Linked DNA regions of Homo sapiens: region 1 is linked to region 2. Evidence: chromatin loops called from intact Hi-C (ENCODE). Cell type or tissue: ascending aorta. All regions are shown on one strand. Links, peaks and the distances in the headings refer to the core of each region. The heading gives the core; the rest is flanking DNA. Region 1 overlaps NTN1 (netrin 1). Region 2 overlaps STX8 (syntaxin 8).

Region 1 (4,668 bases), core at 1-2,500, 51 kb before region 2:
TCGTGGCCGATAAAAGCAGCCTGGTGATCCAGTGGCGGGACACGTGGGCGCGGCGGCTGCGCAAGTTCCAGCAGCGTGAGAAGAAGGGCAAGTGCAAGAAGGCCTAGCGCCGAGGCAGCGGGCGGGCGGGCGGGCGGGCGCCAGGGCGGGGCCGAGCGAGAGCGGGCGCCTTGGCCCGGCCGCCGCGGACTTGGCCCGCGAGGGCTTTCCCAGGTGGGGGGAGGGAGGGGGCGGGGCCGCACGGCGCGGGGGGCGGGACCCTCGGCGGCCCCTCCCCCTACCCCCACCCTGCGCGCTCTGGGCGGGAGCCGCGTGCACGCGGGGCGGGGTGCGCCGCCGGCCGGGCCCTGGAGAAATGACGAGACGTAGCTACCTCACGGGGCTCCTTCCAGAGCAGAGACGCGCTTCCCTGGGCCTGGGCGCGGCCGCCGTGGAGGGGCTGGGGGCAGCCTGCCCTGGGGCCCGGGGGCGGGCGCAGAATCGCACAACTGGGGCCCCAGGCGCGGGGCGTGGATGGCGCGGAGACGTGGACGGGAGGAGAACTGTGAATTCTCAAGCCCGTAGTGTGGGCGGGGCGCGGAGCACCCACCAAACCACCACCCGACACGCAGCCGACGGGATCCCCCCCTTTCTCCCCGGCCCCTTCTAGCAGTTCCCCGCGGGCCACCTGGCTGTCACAGCCTGGACTCCTCCATCTGAAGGGGCCTGGCAGCATTTGGGGAGTGGACAGCTCCTGTCCAGCCAGCATGCCCCAGGCGGCCTCTGTCTCCACTGCTACCTGCTGAGTGGGTCCTACTGGGTGGGGGCTTGGGGTCGGTGAGTGGTTCACCTGTGGAGAGAGGAGAGGAAGCCCCTGCTGCTGCCTGTCTCTGCCCCTGCCCCTGCCCCTGCCCAGCGTGGGGCTGGCCCATCCGGAAGGCAGTGGGCCCAGGGACACCCCTGAGAAGCCCAAGCCGGGTGGTCACCGCCTCATGCTGGAGCTGCCTGTTGGAGGAGGCATCGCAAACGCAAAACCTCCCAGAGAGTTTCCTTTTGGAAACTTGGAACCAGCCCTTTTTATGACGTTTTCCAGGGGGAGGGGGAGGGGCACTGGCTGGGTTTACGGCAGTGACACTATTTATGTAAATGACATCAGCTCCCGCAAGGCCCCTCAGCAATGTCAACAGCTGGAAAGGGCCTGAACGGGCTTGGAGTCTGCAGGCTGCGAAGGCACTTGGGCCTGGCTTGGGGCCGGGGGCTTGTTTGAGCTGGGATGGGGTTTGCTGGCTCAGTGAAGTACCAGAGTGCCTGAGCCATGGGTGGGCAGGGGCACAGGAATGACCAGGTTCCTGGGGGCCAAGGAGGCCATGCTGGCTTCTCCAAGGGAAGGCACAGAGGCTGCCGGCCTGCCCCCTACAGCTGTCTTGGGTCTGGCCTGGGCCACACCTTGACCGTGCCTTTCCAGACGGTCTTTGTGGAGTCTGCCCGTGCCCTCCACTGTGCCCCAGCCCTCCTTCCAAAATCTCCTAGAGACACGGTCCTCAAGCAGGCAGCCCCTTTTGTTCTGACCTCCTCACACAGGGTCCATTCCTGTGCCCTGGGGCCTCCTGGCTCCCTGCCTTCCTGGGCTCTCTGCACTGCCCGGGCCTCTGGCCCACATCCTCACACCCGGCGCACTGAATTAAGAGGCCTGGCTCCCCTCACAGTCAGGAAATTGGTTTCACTTTCCCGGCCAGAGTTTGGCTGCTCAAAAGGGTCATACCAAGTATGAAGCTCGGCCCCCGGTGGTCTGGCTTCCCTCCGCCTTCCCCACATTTACCCGCATCACGGCTGCCATTTATTGAGCACCTGCTGTGTGCCAGGCACTTTACCCACATGCTCCCAGTGTGTACTCATGACAACCCTGTGGGACAGGGACTCATTATCACCAGCAAGGAGACTGGAGTACACGTGCCCAAGGTCATGCTGCAAATTGGTGGCAGGACTGGGGCTCAAACTCCAGAGCCCGACTTTCTGACCAGGGGCCACGCTGGCCCTCACTGCACTCCAGCTCTGCAGCCTACCCGCCCAATCCCTGTGCAGGCTGGGAGGGTGCTCTTGGGGGAGTGGCCACCGAGCCCCTGGCCCTGGTTACTGCCTCTTGAGGACACTGGCATCTGGGCTGGAGAACAGGAGCCCGGGGTGGGGTAGGGCATGGGGACAATCACATCTTCAGAGGAGGCAGCAAAGTGGTGCGGGATGCAGGGACGGACTTGCCAGATGGCAGCTCCAGGTTCCAGGAAGGCAGGCCTTGGATGCTCCGAAGAGGTGGTAGAAAGGTGTTTTTAGAAAGGTGTTTTGGCTGCCTCAGGGTGGTTGGAGAGACTCCAGGAGAGACTGGCAGAGGTGCCTCAGGGGCAGGGAGCAGACAGACCTGCCCTGGGAAGGGGCATTTGGCTTCCCTGAATCCAGCCCAAGGCTAGAAGACAGGGCCCCTCTCCAAGCTGTCAGCGCCCCTCGGATGCCCAGTGTGGTGTGCTGGGCGCCATCAGCATCACAAGGCACTACGCTGCTGGGGCGGTTGTCCTATTTCTGTCTATGCCAGTGTGGTTTCTTCACCCTGCCCAGAAGGGCTGTGGCAGCCCCACGATATCCCACCCTGGGTCTGGGTCTCACGGGTGTCCTGTGAGGGGCTTGCATTTGTGGTGGTCTCTGAGGCCACCTCAGCAACGGAGCTGGCGACACGCCAAGCAACAAGGCATCTTGCGGAAAATTCAGCCAGTGTCCTGCCCCTCCCTTCGGCTCAGCACCCCGCAGGGCACAGGCTGTCCGCCCGGTGGTCTGGCCCTTGGGGAATGCGTCAGGGTGACCAGATCCACCATGCTAGCAGCCAGGTCACTGTTGGGATTGCACGGTCGTCACGAGCTGCCTTTCCTATCCACACACCCAGCCAGGACCCAGCCCACCACTCCCGACTGCAGCCCCGGCCTCTGCGGTGAGCACCATCCTTGGGAAAGCACCCCTCCTCCACTCCGGTGCCCCACTCCAAGGAGCAGAGGGAAATGGGAATTGAGGTGTCCCGGTTTGTACAGTTAGGAAGGGATGTAAAACGGAACTAGATTTTGATTTTGAAGAGTGTATTAACCAGAATTGTGCTATGTAGGTGTTTGTTTGAAGAAAAACATACCAGATTAGTCTTTGTTTTTGAAACAGCTTCCCCAGTTGTCCTTTTTCTTACCAGCTGGGTGGTCTGGTGCCCCTGACAGCTGAGTGCCTGCTTTACGGACACGCAGTAATGCCGAAGATTTGCGGGGGAGGACATAGGGCTGTCCCCGGGATTCACCTGCTGGCTGTGGTCTCTGCCCACTGCTTCTGTCCTTGGAAAGCAGGGCAGGAGGCAGCATCCCCAGGGGCCTCTATGTGGGAGGGAGGGACACCTGGGGTCACAACCCAGGGAGGGAGGGTCACAGCCCAGGGAGGCTGGGAGCTGCTCCAAGGCCCTGGAACTCTGCCTCAGTCGCGGCATGCTGGAGAGGGGTACGGACTTACTTTCTTGGAGTTGTCCCAGGTTGGAATGAGACTGAACTCAAGAAGAGACCCTAAGGGACTGGGGAATGGTTCCTGCCTTCAGGAAAGTGAAAGACGCTTAGGCTGTCAACACTTAAAGGAAGTCCCCTTGAAGCCCAGAGTGGACAGACTAGACCCATTGATGGGGCCACTGGCCATGGTCCGTGGACAAGACATTCCTGTGGGCCATGGCACACCGGGGGGGATCAAAATGTGTACTTGTGGGGTCTCGCCCCTTGCCAAAAGCCAAACCAGTCCCACTCCTGTCATTGGACGTTTCTTCCCATTCCCTCCTCCCAAATGCACTTCCCCTCCTCCCTCTGCCCCCTCCTGTGTTTTGGATTTCTGTTCACTCAGAATTGTAAATGTTTAGTTGTGACCATGACGTATTGTTTGGGTCAATGTCCCTTTCCAATGCATACTAATATATTATGGTTATTATATATGAATATATTTAATGACATGGAAAAAGTTGTGGATTTTCTTTCTTTCCTTTTTTTTGGGGGGGGGTGGGGGGTTGGTTAGAGTTGTAATGGACCCAGATGGAACTTGTAATGTGGGCCCCACATGATAGAACTAAATTCAGATATCATTAAATAAACTCTTGTACACTATGCCGTCTCGCAGTCTTGATTGGTGGCCTGGGCTGTGGGAGGTGGGCGTGTGGGGAGGCAGGGGAAGGATGGAGTTTTCGGGGAGTTTGAGGAATATGGCTTCAGGCCGAAGAACTCCCCTGCAAGTCAGAGCCTGGGTTTTACCCAGAGCCTCAGAGACAGAGCCCTAACTAACTCCCCCGAGAAGGCAGGAGAAGAGCAGTTTTGCTTGGAATGTCCTAGGGCCTTGCTGGCCGTGCTGTTTTGAGCTAAAAGGTTCTCGAATGGGACAGTCTGTATTGCAGGCTGCAGGAAACCACTCCAGGGACCCATCCTTGCCATTCCCTGGAGTTCCAAGACAGAGTGGGGGGAAAGGGGTCCCCTCCCACTTTGCCTTACCTGCAACCCCCGGGTGGGCGGAGAGCCACCTTTGACCCTCCCCATTTGATTCAGAACCTGCAGGTAGTTTCTGACTTTTACATAACTGGCTTCTTCTATGAAAGCCAAGTAGAGACTCAAGAAACTACAGCAGGGTTAGTGAAACTCAAGA
Region 2 (12,400 bases), core at 4,089-6,588:
GAATATTGTTCGGTGTGGTAAAGGAATCCCTGCAAAACCCCAGAGACTCAGAAAAAGGGTGGCGTGGTAGTAGAAACAGTGGGCTTCAGAGGTGTACCTGGGTTCGAGCTGAGGCTATGCCACTGACCAGCTACGTGACCTTGAGCACTGGCCCTCACCTCTCAGGGTCTTTGCCTCTTGTCTGTGATATGGGAATGACATTACCTGTCTCACGGGGCTGTAAATGAGGCCTGGAAGGATGATGTATGTCATGTGTTGATTTCACGTGGGCAAACTGAATGCCCTTGGTTATCTCTCCCCGCTCCCCAAACTCTACTAGTGGGGAATGGTATAAATATATAAACCAAAAGAACAGGAGAGAAAATGACATCCCATCAGATACAGCAACAAAATGTCAGGAGATGGAAAGCAGATGGATAAGTCATCAGTGTCTTACAGTAGATGACGATGAAACCTAAACAGCAGATTTGGGGTGGGGCAGGCTCCATCAGGTTCTCCTGCAGGTGAGGCTAAAAACAGGGGGACTAGTTAAAGACTATATGAGGGCCAGATGCACCCCAGGTCCCTGCCACCACCGCACACAATCAGGCAAACTACCTCTCCCCTATCTTCTCAGGAGAGATGTTCACAGGTGAAACTGGACTGGGGAGCTTGAAACATGGGGGCAACAGGCACAGAAGAAGAAAGGGATATGACGAGATGCTGGAAATAGGGAGATGAAATCCTGGTTTTCATAGGGCATGAGAAGCTGGCTGTCCCCTCTTCCTGTTTGGCTCCCAGACAATTAACAGCCAAGTTTCCACTCATTAGGGGGGACTACAGGGCTCCTCTCAGCAGTGATGGACTAAACAAAGACAAAAGAAATGCAGATAGTCCTGTTTGGGATCCCCAATCAATGACTAGGTCCTCCCCTGCCTGATAATGCTTCTGTGAAATCTGCAATTCAACAGATCCCACCCATGCCTATAGAACTTTCATATGTCTTTTTACATTCTTTTTTTTTTGTTTTGAGATGGAGGCTCACTCGGTCGCCAGACTGGAGTGAAGTGGCACATCTCGGCTCACTGCAACCTCTGCCTTCTGGGTTCAAGTGACTGTCCTGCCTCAGCCTCCCAAGTAGCTGGGATTACAGGTGAGCACCACCACGCCCAGCTAATTTGGTATTTTTGGTAGAGACAGGGTTTCACCATGTTGGCCAGGATGGTTTCAATCTCTTGACCTTGTGATCCACCCGCCTCGGCTTCCCAAAGTGCTGGGATTACAGGTGTGAGCCACCATGCCTGGCCTACATTCTTTAACATTAATGGGTAGCCAAGCATCACTAGACATTTGACAAGGGGGGGGGGGGGGAGAAAAGCAAAACAAACAAACAAACAAACAAAAAAAAAAAAAACCAAAAACAAAAAACCAACCTTCCCCCTGAAAAAAAAAAAAACAGAAAAAGGAATCCAATGACAAGATACAACGCAAAGAACAGAAGAAAATGTGAAAGAAACAATAATTACAATTATCATAGAGATAAAATATGTAATATCTATGAAATTAGAACAGAATAAATTAAAAAATCAGAAAGCCTTGGAGTGAAAAAGGAAGACAGCAGCTATAAAGAATTTCAATGGGCCGGGCGCGGTGGCTCACGCCTGTAATCCCAGCACTTTGGGAGGCCGAGACGGGTGGATCACGAGATCAAGAGATCGAGACCATCCTGGCTAACGCGGTGAAACCCCGTCTCTACTAAAATGACAAAAAAATTAGCCGGGCGTGGTGGCAGGCGCCTGTAGTCCCAGCTACTCGGGAGGCTGAGGCAGGAGAATGCCGTGAACCCGGGAGGTGGAGCTTGCAGTGAGCCGAGATCGCGCCACTGCACTCCAGCCTGGGTGACAGAGTGAGACTCCGTCTCGAAATAAATAAATAAAATAAATAAATAAATAAATAAATAAATAAAAGAATTTCAATGGAAGAATTTTAAGACTCACTTGAAGAAATGAACAAAACAACCAAAAAATGAAAGACAGAAGAGAAAATAAGGAAATTCAAGGATTAAACTATGAAACCCAATATCCAATTAAGGGGTGCAGCAGAAGGAAAGAAAAGAGAAAACACAGGAGGTAATCATGAAAGCTATAAGAAAATGTTTTGAGAACTGAAGGACATGAATTTTCAAACTGAAGCGTTCACAAAATACCCAACACAATAACGGGGGTAAGCGGGGAAGTTATGCTAAGGCCTTCTGTGTGAAATTTAGGATGCTGGGACTAAAGAGATGCTCCTAAGAGCAAAATAGGATGTACAACAAGGTTCTGGAATCAGACAGGCACTGGACTTCTCTATGGCAATACCGGAAGCTAGTAGTCAAGGCAAGATGCCTCCAAAATTTGGAGTGCAAATTGTTTCCGGCCTAAAATTTTATATGCAGTCAATCAATCAACAACAAGGGAGATAATAAAGATAGTTTTGGACAAGTACTATCTCAAGAAAATTTATTTCCCAAGTACTCTTTCTTAGAAAGCTAGGGGAGGCTTAAGGGGGTAAATCAAGCAAGAAAATGAGTTCCAGGAATGAAGGGCTCCAAAAGAAGAAAGAGTTGATGGAAAGTCTCAAGAAGATATTAAGAAGGCCTAGCAGAGGAGTGCTGTCCTAGACAGCTACCAGTTTGGACTGGTTTAGAAGGACGAGGACTCCAGGAGAGCTGACCCCAAGGAAAATATAAAAAAGACAGATTATTTGATGTGCATCTGACGATACCCACAAATTTTTTTTTTTTTTAGTTTGGTAGTAATTTAGGGCAAGAATTATAATAGACAAAGGGGAAAATCCATCCTGGCTAACATGGTGAAACCCCATCTCTACTAAAAAAAAAAACAAAAAATCAGCTGGGTGTGGTGGCGGGCGCCTGTAGTCCCAGCTACTCGGGAGGCTGAGGCAGGAGAATGGCATGAACCCGGGAGGTGGAGCTTGCAGTGAGTCGGGATCGCGCCACTGCAGTCCAGCCTGGGTGACAGAGCAAGACTCCGTCTCAAAAAAACAAAAACAAAACAAAACACACAAAGGGAAAAATGACAATAAGTTCCAAAAAAACACAAAATATTGCATGAGAAAGGAGATCTAATTACAATAAACTACGTAGCTCTGTTAATGATATTGATATGGTCAAAATGAAAACAATGAGTGATAACTAACAATTGTAGTTTAACTCTGTTGGTAGCACAGAGAAAGAAGTGTGAGTGCCTGAGCATGTGTGTGGGCGGACAATGAAAGAACTAATCATTTCCCACAGGAGGAAGTTAAGAGACAGCTTCTAGAATTGCAAGCAAATCGAGTCATGTCAGTACAAGTACATTATTTAGAAATAAGAAAGCAAAACCAAGAAGAGAGTGTGAAAGAGTTGAAAGTACCTTCCTTTGGAGAGTGGGGTGTAGGGGAAGGAAGGTGAAACAGGTGACTCTTGCTTTCTGTTTTCTCTTTTGAAATACACCCTGCACTATTTGTCTTTTTAAATTATGCCATTATTTTGACTCATCACCAGGTGAAAGTCTATGTCAAATGCATGCCACTGTGTGTGGATTGAGGGCAGGTGTAGGGCAGGATGGGGGTGAGTGCCACCTGCATCTGAACGCCATGGAACACGCAGGTATTGGGTGTTAGAGACAGAAGAGAACACACATTCATTACACTCTCCTCTTGGCTGCTCAGCAAGCACGTGTGCGCGTATACGCACAAACACACACACAGGTATATACAATTTCAAGCAAATTTGATACATTTATCAAAATATAATTATCCCAAGCACAACCAAAACTGCATTCACTTCCTTCCCAACGGGAGAAAAATCTCAAATCACATCTTGCTACAGTATAGCGAGGGAAGGAGGGGCCTCTGTGGTACAAGTCCCAGATCTCTGGTTAATGGTCATCTTCTCAACCCAGTTCATAAATAGTTCTCCATATTATGACCAAGTAATTTAGTTATTTCCAATATATCCGATATATACCTGTAGACAAATGCCCTGAGGATGCTACCAAAAGCTCCTGTTTGGAAAAGGGGAAAGGCACACATTGCCACCCAGTCCAGGACGTACATGCTTCTTATTAGGGTGCAGTAACCCTGTCCCCTGGGAGGCTCATTCTTGTCTAATGTCCTCTGCTGAAAAAGACAACCCTTTGGGGGTTTCCGCACTACCTAAGGTCAGCTTCAAAAAGGGAATGTTGCATAGCCATGGTGAACATGGAACAAGTTCTAGGAAGAAATGAGGATCCAGAAGTAGAATCAACCCGAACAAATATTACTGTCAACCAAATAGAGTTTGTGTGTGTTGTATAAAATCACTGTAGAATTATATGCTTCAATTACTGAGATTAAATATTCAGTATCAGGAAAAAGCTTGCCTTTCTTAAAAAGTATGTTTTGGCTGGGCGCAGTGGCTCACACCTCCCAGCACTTTGGGAGGCCGAAGCCGAAAAGTCACCCGAGCCGAGGAGTTCACGACTAACCTGGGCAACATGGTGAAACCTCGTGTCCACTAAAAACACAAAACATTAGCTGGGTGTGGTGGTGGGTACCTGTAGTCCCAGCTACTCAGGAGGGAGGGAGGATCACCTAAGCCTGGGAATTTGAAGCTGCAGTGAGCCATGATCACGCCACTGCACTCCAGCATGGGCGATGGGAGTGAGACTCGGTCTCAAAAAAAAAAAAAAAAAAAGTATGTTTCTTTCCTTTCCTATTAAATACTTCCATTGTGGTACACATCATATTTCCCTTTCTGTGTTGGTTTTCCAAGATTCTATCCTCAGTGCTAAATTTAATGCTCAAATATGGTATTAGTTTAGGAATTGGACATATTTTATTTACGTTCTCTTCTACATGTAAACATTTTCTATTCTTTAACAGCTTTGAGATTTTATATATACATACATCTTTTATTGTAAACTACCCATGTCCTCTTTGGAATACATAGGTCACAAATTATAAATAAAATCTATCTTGGGATAGGATTTGAGCTATCTTTGCTAAACTGCCCTACAAGATTCCTAGAGATTGAGGTTGGGGAAGAAACTGGGCTTTGAACAGTCCAAAGGCTCCGCTAGCCAGTCTTTATTGCTTGCTGTTTTATCTTAAGTCTGGTTCTGCAGGCTAAACTCTGTGAACGTATTCATTTATTTATGCTTTTGTGTATATTTTGGTGTTGTTTCCAAGGAAAAGTTCTCTTTCAAATCCTCCCGCCTTGCCTTAGTTGAACTAAGGAGAAGTGGGATTTTCTCCTGTGTTGATGTGTTCCTGAGTGTTGGATGGGGTGCTGCCAGCTAACCAGACCAGGACTAGAGCTAAGGAAGAAGCTGCTGGAGCTGGGGCAGAGGCACTGGGAATCCAGGAGGTACAGGACTGGCCCAGAGGTGGATGGACGGAGTCCCTGCCCACAGGGCAATTCCTTTACACAAAGAAGAACCTCAGACAAATAAATGGGTACTAAACATATGAACGATATAAGGGTAGAGCAAAGGCATCCTGGAAGTCAGTGTCACGGTCTCCACCGTGGGGCCTGTCCGTGGGGCTTCAGCATTCACTGGCGTGGGAGACCTGCAGCTTAGGTGTGTCACCACCGTGTGGTGGAAGGGAGAGTGACAGGCATACAGAGCCCAGTGGGTTCCCAGTTCAGAGATTTATGGTGCTTTTCTAAGCCACAGCTTGAACAAAAATAGAATCTGTTTATTAAACTTGTCTCTTTCATAACACAACACAGACTTCAGAAAGATAACTTTACAGCAGACAAAATAAAGAGGAGGCACTCATATTTCTCCAGCTACCTGCTAATGGCTAATCTCGAGCATGCTTTATTCTGAGGCCTACAGGAAGGAGTTTCCTCCTCTCACCTCCAACTAAAAAGAATCCCCTTTCTTTACTTTGGCATTGAACCCCTTCAGCAGCACAGCTCACAGTCCTGGCCCTGGCTTACTAGGGCTTGCAGAATCATCTTGCTTCACCAAGCTGGTTTGGAAGCAGCAGAATTTCCTCTTGAGCCAACAAGTCTTCCCCTCGCTGAATGCTCTCTGGCTGTTTCTAAGAATGTGCTCTGCAGTTCCCATGCCCCAAGTCCTCAGATGCCACTAGCTATTCAGCTCTCATGCCCCCCATCTTCTCTCCAAACACAAGGCCTTACACCCAACCAGCAAGCAACTCTAGGAAGATTATTTTCAAGACAGATTAAAGTAACCTGACAGAAAATAGAACAAAACATGAATATCCGGTATCATCATGGATACTGGTTGGTTAAGCAAATTTAAATTCATTTCACCAATATTATTGAATTGGGTACAATCACTAAATAACCACTGGGACACAGCAGCCAGGGACCTCCATGTCTCCTAGGTAGATAAAGAAAAATAATAATGAATAGTGAGAGCATTTACAAAGTGCCAAGCATTGTTCTGAAGAATACACATGCTATAATTCATTTCACCCTCACAAATCTCCCAATGTTGGGTAGATCCCATGAATACTTCTAGTTTCTAGGCAGTATTCTAGGAGTATCTAAGGGATGCTCGAGGTCTCACAGCTGGTAACCAATGGAGCTGGATTCCAATCCAGAAAGTCAGATTGTAGACCCCTCAAAACAGTGTCTGCAGCCACTGCCTTACACGGCTTCCTGGGGAAGTCATCCCCTACCTGTAATCAGCTTATGAGGACCTCACAGAAGATGTGGAATTTTAGAGACTTTTTTTTTTTTTAATGAGAACATTATAACTTGGGCATGAGGTAGCTATGAAGAATTCTCAAAGACCTGATTAAGGTCCTTGGATAAGTGATGACAGTGAGATAGGAGGTGTAAGAAGGTCCGGCGGTCTACCCAGAAAATGTTACCATAAAAATAGAATACTGTCATTAATTTTGAAGTGAATACGACACTTTGTACTTTGCAAAGAACCGTGACATATATGTTATCCATTTTAAGCTTTGCAGTAACCCCAGATGTCATGTTTAACTTTTTATGTGGTCACCATTTATAGTACTTTTTTTTTTTTTTGAGATGGAGTCTCTGTCTGTCGCCCAGGCTGGAGTGCAGCGGCACGATCTTGGCTCACTGCAAGCTCCGCCTCCCGGGTTCACGCCATTCTGCTGTCTCAGCCTCCCAAGTACCTGGGACTACAGGCACCCGCCACCACGCCTGGCTAATTTTTTTTTTGTATTTTTAGTAGAGACGGGGTTTCACCGTGTTAGCCAGGATGGTCTCGATTTCCTGACCTAGTGATCTGCCCGTCTCGGCCTCCCAAAGTGCTGGGATTACAGGCGTGAGCCACTGCCCCTGGCCCAAGTCTTATTTTCTCCATCTTATAGATGAAGCAAATGATGAAGATTCCACGGCTAGCCTAGAGGTGGCCTAGGGTTTGGGTCTTCTGATGTCTATTGCAGTGCTGTTGGTCACATCTTGCTAATTTGGCCCCAGGGTCAGCAAAGAACTCTTAGTGAGAGAGATGGCGTAACACAAGATAGGAAGGAAAGGAAAGATATGAAGTCTGGCTGGAAGGCCTAATGGTGATAAAGTGAAAGAGGAAGAGAACTCGTATTTTCTGAGCCCTTACTATGTGCAAAACCCTATGGTGGGCCTCAATGGCTCAGGAAAGCTGGAAATACAACAGAATCACTGAAAGAGAAGATTCCTGCATGGAAGGCAACTGTTGCTTCTCCATCAGGATCAGCTCTGAGTGAGGGTGGAACATCTGAAGCCAGGCGTTTCATAAACAGGAGCTTTGGCAGTCTTACACTCTTTAGAGCAGACAACAAGGAGCAGACAGGAATCAGGAATCGCTCCTTAGAGACTTCCAGGGATGGGAAGAATGCATGGGAAAGGATTCTTAAGAAGGTGTGTGCAGAGGAGGGTACTTCATTGATGAAACATAAGGAAGAACTAGGGGCCAGGGAAACTCTAGTGTTGGTAAGCATTATGGACTGAATCGTATCACCCCAACATTCATATGTTGAAGCCCAAATCCTCAATGTAACTGTATTTGGAGACAGGAACTTTGAAAATGTAATGAAAATGAAAATGAGGTCATAAGAGTGGGGTACTAGTCCAATAGGACTGATGTCATTATAAGAAGAGGAAGAGACACCAGAGGGCTCTTTCCTTCTCTGAACTTGCATACTCTGAGCATGCACAGAGGAAAGGCCACGTGAGCACAGAGCAAGAAGGCAGCCATCTGCAACCCAAGGACAGAAGCCTCAGCAGAAACCGACCCTGCTGGCACCCTGATCTTGGATTTCTAATCTCCAGAATTCTGAGAGAATAAACTTCTGTTGGCTAAGCAACCCCGCCTGGTATTTTGTTATGGCAGCTTGAGCAGACTAATGGAGTGAGCCTTGTTGGCCCTGCCACCTCCCTGGCTCTTGGCCAACACTAATTTATATTTGAAAACTCAGAGTCACCTCTTCTATGAGGTCTTTCTCATTCATCCTAGCCATTTCTTCCTTGATGCCTCCTCTCTATGTGAAGGGATCTTATCTTAGAACCCATAACACTTTATTGACTTAGTCTTTTTTAAAACAAGCCTAACTGTTCCTATTAGACTCCGAGCCCCTTGAAAGAAGAGACCACCTTAGTCAACTTTATAGTCCTGGTCCCTAGCATGTAGCAGACATTCAATAATTGTTTATAGACAAATTAAAGAAATGAACAAATCTAGGATATTATCTTGAAAATGTAGGCTGGGACCAGGCACGGTGGCTCACACCAGTAATCCCAGCACTTTCGGGAGCTGAGGCGGGCAAATCACGAGGTCAGGAGTTCGAGACCAGCCTGGCCAACAGGTGAAATCCCGTCTCTACTAAAAATACAAAAAATTAGCTGGGCGTGGTGGCAGGTGCCTGTAATTCCAGTTACTCGGGAGGCTGAGGCAGGAGAATCACTTGAAACCAGGAGGCAGAGGTTGCAGTGAGCCAAGATCGCGCCACCGCACTCCAGCGTGACGACAGAATGAGATTCCGTCCCCCCTCCCCCCCAAAAAAAGGAGGCTGGGTGCAGTGGCTCATGCCTGTAATCCCAGCACTTTGGGAGGCCAAGACAGGTGGATCACCTGAGGTCAGGAGTTCGAGACCAGCCTGGCCAACATGGTGAAACCCCATCTCTACCAAAAATACAAAAAATTAGCCAGGTGTGGCCAGGCGCAGTGGCTCATGCCTGTAATCCCAGCACTTTGGGAGGCCAAGGCGGGCGGATCACGAGGTCAGGAGATTGAGACCATCCTGGCTAACACGGTGAAACCCTGCCTCTGCTAAAAATACAAAAAATTAGCCGGGGGCGGTGGCGGGTGCCTGTAGTCCCAGCTACTCAGGAGGCTGAGGCAGGAGAATGGCGCGAACCCGGGAGGCGGAGATTGCAGTGAGCCGAGATCGTGCTACTGTACTCCAGCCTGGGAGACAGAGTGAGACTCCGTCTCAAAAAAATTAGCCAGGCATGGTGGTGCATGCCTGTAATCCCAGCTACTCGGGAGGCTGAGGCAGGAGAATGGCGCGAACCTGGGAGGCAGAGCTTGCAGTGAGCTGAGATCGCACCACTGCACTCCAGCCTGGGCGACAGAGACTCTGTCTCAAAAAAATTAGCCAGGCGTGGTGGTGCGTGCCTGTAATCCCAGCTACTTGGGAGGCTGTGGCAGGAGAATAGCTTGAACCTGGGAGGTGGAGGTTGCAGTGAACCAAGATCACACCACTGCATTCCAGCCTAGGCAACGAGAGTGAAACTCCATCTCTCAAAAAAAAAAAAAAATGTATATTAGTGTAAATGTAAATGTTATGACATGATTAATTAATGAATTCATTCATTCAACAATAAACTTGTAAATGGCTGGAAGGAAAAAAAGAAGTAAATTGTTGAAAGACTAAAAAAAAAAAAAAACAAACCAAGGGCATTTCTAGATAGCGAAGACATGACAAAATGAAGGATTAGCTGGATTAGCTGTGTAAGTGAATATAAAGCAGTTATTTGTAGTAACCGCTTGCCATGCAGTATGATTTTAATTATACTTAAATGTAAAGGATAGCTGTACAGAGTAGGGGCTGTGTGAGCTCCAAGGTGAGACAAAGGTGGTGGCTGAATCCTGCCTCTGCTAATACTAGTTGGGTGATTTTAGACAAGTTACTAAACTTCTCTGGGCCTCATCTCATTATTTTTTTCAACATAAATCTTACTCAAGTATAATACATATACAGAAAATTACATAAGCTGTCAAGAGACAAGCTCAATGAATTTACTAGTTGCCTTATCTTGTAAATGGGAAGAATAACAGCATCTGTTCATACAGGACAGGTATGAGGACTTCATGACATGATGCTTTGGAAGCATTTGGCATGGTGTCCAATGCACAGTGAACCTCCAAAAACGTCAGCTCTCATTTATGTTTACCTCATTAAACTGCAATCTTAACTTGATGTAGAGATGTTCAAACCTTGTATCATTTTGCATACAGTCTGATAGCATATGCCCAGAGTTTGCAAAAAAAAAAAAAAAAGAAAAAAAAAGAAAAAGTGAATCCTGCTCCTAATGTGGTTTAGTGAGTATAGAAACTCATCTTTAGAACTGAGTATGAGAATCTCATCACTGTCACCCTTCCTGCCACTCCCACTTAATGGAATGATTCTTCATCTACTTAAAATGCCAAGGAAGCTTAGAGTCAGGGCCAGAGGTGGCAACAAAATGGATGTGGAGATGCTTCCTTGGTTGGTACATGAAAGAGAGAAAGACATCTTTTATTTCAGCATTCGTGACTTCTCATACAAGCTGAATAGAGGTCATCATTCCAGGGCTAGGCAACAGCAAGTACTCAATAAATGTTTGTTAGCCGGATGCAGTAGCTCACGCCTATGGTTCCCATTACCTGGGAGGCTGAAGCAGGAGGACTGCTTGAGCCCAAGAGTTCAAAACCACCCTGGGCAACACGGCAAGACCCTATCTCTAAAGAAATAAAAATAACAGTAAAATTAGCCAGGCATGGTGGCACACACCTGTAGTCCCAGCTGCCTGGGAGGTTGAGGCAGGAGAATCACTTGAGCCCAGGAGGTCAAGACTAGCCTAGGTGATATAGTGAGTGTCTGTCTCTCAATAAATGAATGTTTGTTAGCTGGGGATGCAGCAGGAGCATCTTCTGAAAGAAGGGCAAGTTGGGACCCCACTGTATCTTAAGCGGTGTTCCTATAAACAAAGTTATTCCATGTACCTAGCAAGGGTGGACCAAGTGGTTACCTAAATAGAGATGACCTGATGGGTAAAAAGAAGTCCTTTCTTTTCCCAAGTGTCTTCCCCAAACAGCTTCAGGATACCCAAAATTCCACTGCTGGTAGATTCCTGTTTGTCACAGTCAGCCTCCTCCTCCGTTCCCATTTAAAATGGAAATGTCACTGGCTGGGAAAGCACACTCTGTTTCTGACGTGGGAGCATGGATGAACTGATGGGAGTCCTTTCCTCTTGAGCAGAAGAAGATGGACAGTAAAAGTGTCAGTGACTGAAGGAAGCATGGATGTGAGCACATGTGGAGCGTGAGTTGGCGGAGGTGGAACTTTCTGACCTCTGTACTTTGGCCAGCCCAGCCCTGGCACCCACAGGCACAGGAGAGTTCCTGGCAATGGAAAGGCTGATGAGGAAATCAGCTCAGGTTTTCCTAAGTGCTCTTCCAACATCTTCCTTCCACTGCCACGTGCACTCCTGCTTTGTCTTTCCCTCTTCCAAGTAACTCTCTGTGAGCAAATGTACTTCTGTTATTCCACTTTAAAAACCAAAAAAACCGGGCCAGCCATGGTGGCTCACGCCTGTAATCCCAGTACTTTGGGAGGCCAAGGTGGGTAGATCACCTGAGGTCAGGAGACTGAGACCATCCTGGCCAACATGGTGAAACCCCGTCTCTACTAAAAATACAAAAATTAGCCGGGTGTGGTGGCGGACATCTGTAATCCCAGCTACTCAGGAGACTGAGGCAGAAGAATTGCTTGAAACCAGAAGGCGGAGGTTGCAGTGAGCCGAGATCACGCCACTGCACTCCAGTCTAGGCAACAAGAGCGAAACTCTGTCTCAAAAACAAACAAAACAAAACAAAACAAAACCAAACCAAACCTGAGTAGCATCTGTCCTTGCAAGCATTCCTTTGCAACTCCTCAGAAGATCCAGGCTCTTCTAAGTAGCAGCAGCAGATGTGGCTTAAAACAAGATGCTTGAGGGGAATTTACAGTCTGTGACCAATTAGCCAGATGCACTCACCTTCCCACCTGGTTTTTCTCTTGTCGGTGTTTTGCGAGCCCTCTCTCACTTTCCTTGATTCTCTGTTGGTAGAAGGTCATTTCCCTTTGGCCTAGGAGTTTGCAGTCTGAGGCCATCTTGGGTTCACATCTGCTTCTGGACTTCAGATGGCACTGGTGACCAACA

The links. Hi-C counts contacts between places; a loop is a spot of excess contacts. Peaks named below come from ENCODE experiments on the same cell type or tissue, not always from the same donor. Only the 100,000 strongest peaks of a DNase experiment are listed, where the experiment ranks them.
Region 1: it touches region 2 in a loop (2.4-fold over the local background); 9 of 110 quality-filtered maps call a loop at or near these places.

What each region holds. Positions count from the first base shown.
Region 1 is chr17:9,239,862-9,244,529 of GRCh38, forward strand. NTN1 (netrin 1) reads left to right here. Exons shown (of 7, transcript NM_004822.3): 7 at 1-4,139. The coding sequence ends at 107. Among named protein-coding and RNA genes, the nearest start is that of NTN1, 220 kb to the left of the region's middle. RefSeq lists a silencer at 122-571. In ascending aorta, for the core only: no CTCF peak of the experiment used is centred there; DNase peaks (open chromatin) are centred at 50, 540, 650, 1,070 and 1 weaker place; H3K4me3 peaks cover 1,940 bases; H3K27ac peaks cover 2,408 bases.
Region 2 is chr17:9,286,762-9,299,161 of GRCh38, forward strand. All of the region lies in intron 7 of STX8 (syntaxin 8), which reads right to left. Among named protein-coding and RNA genes, the nearest start is that of NTN1, 270 kb to the left of the region's middle. RefSeq lists an enhancer at 3,494-3,603. In ascending aorta, for the core only: a CTCF peak has its summit at 5,599; DNase peaks (open chromatin) are centred at 5,580 and 5,968; H3K27ac peaks cover 2,034 bases.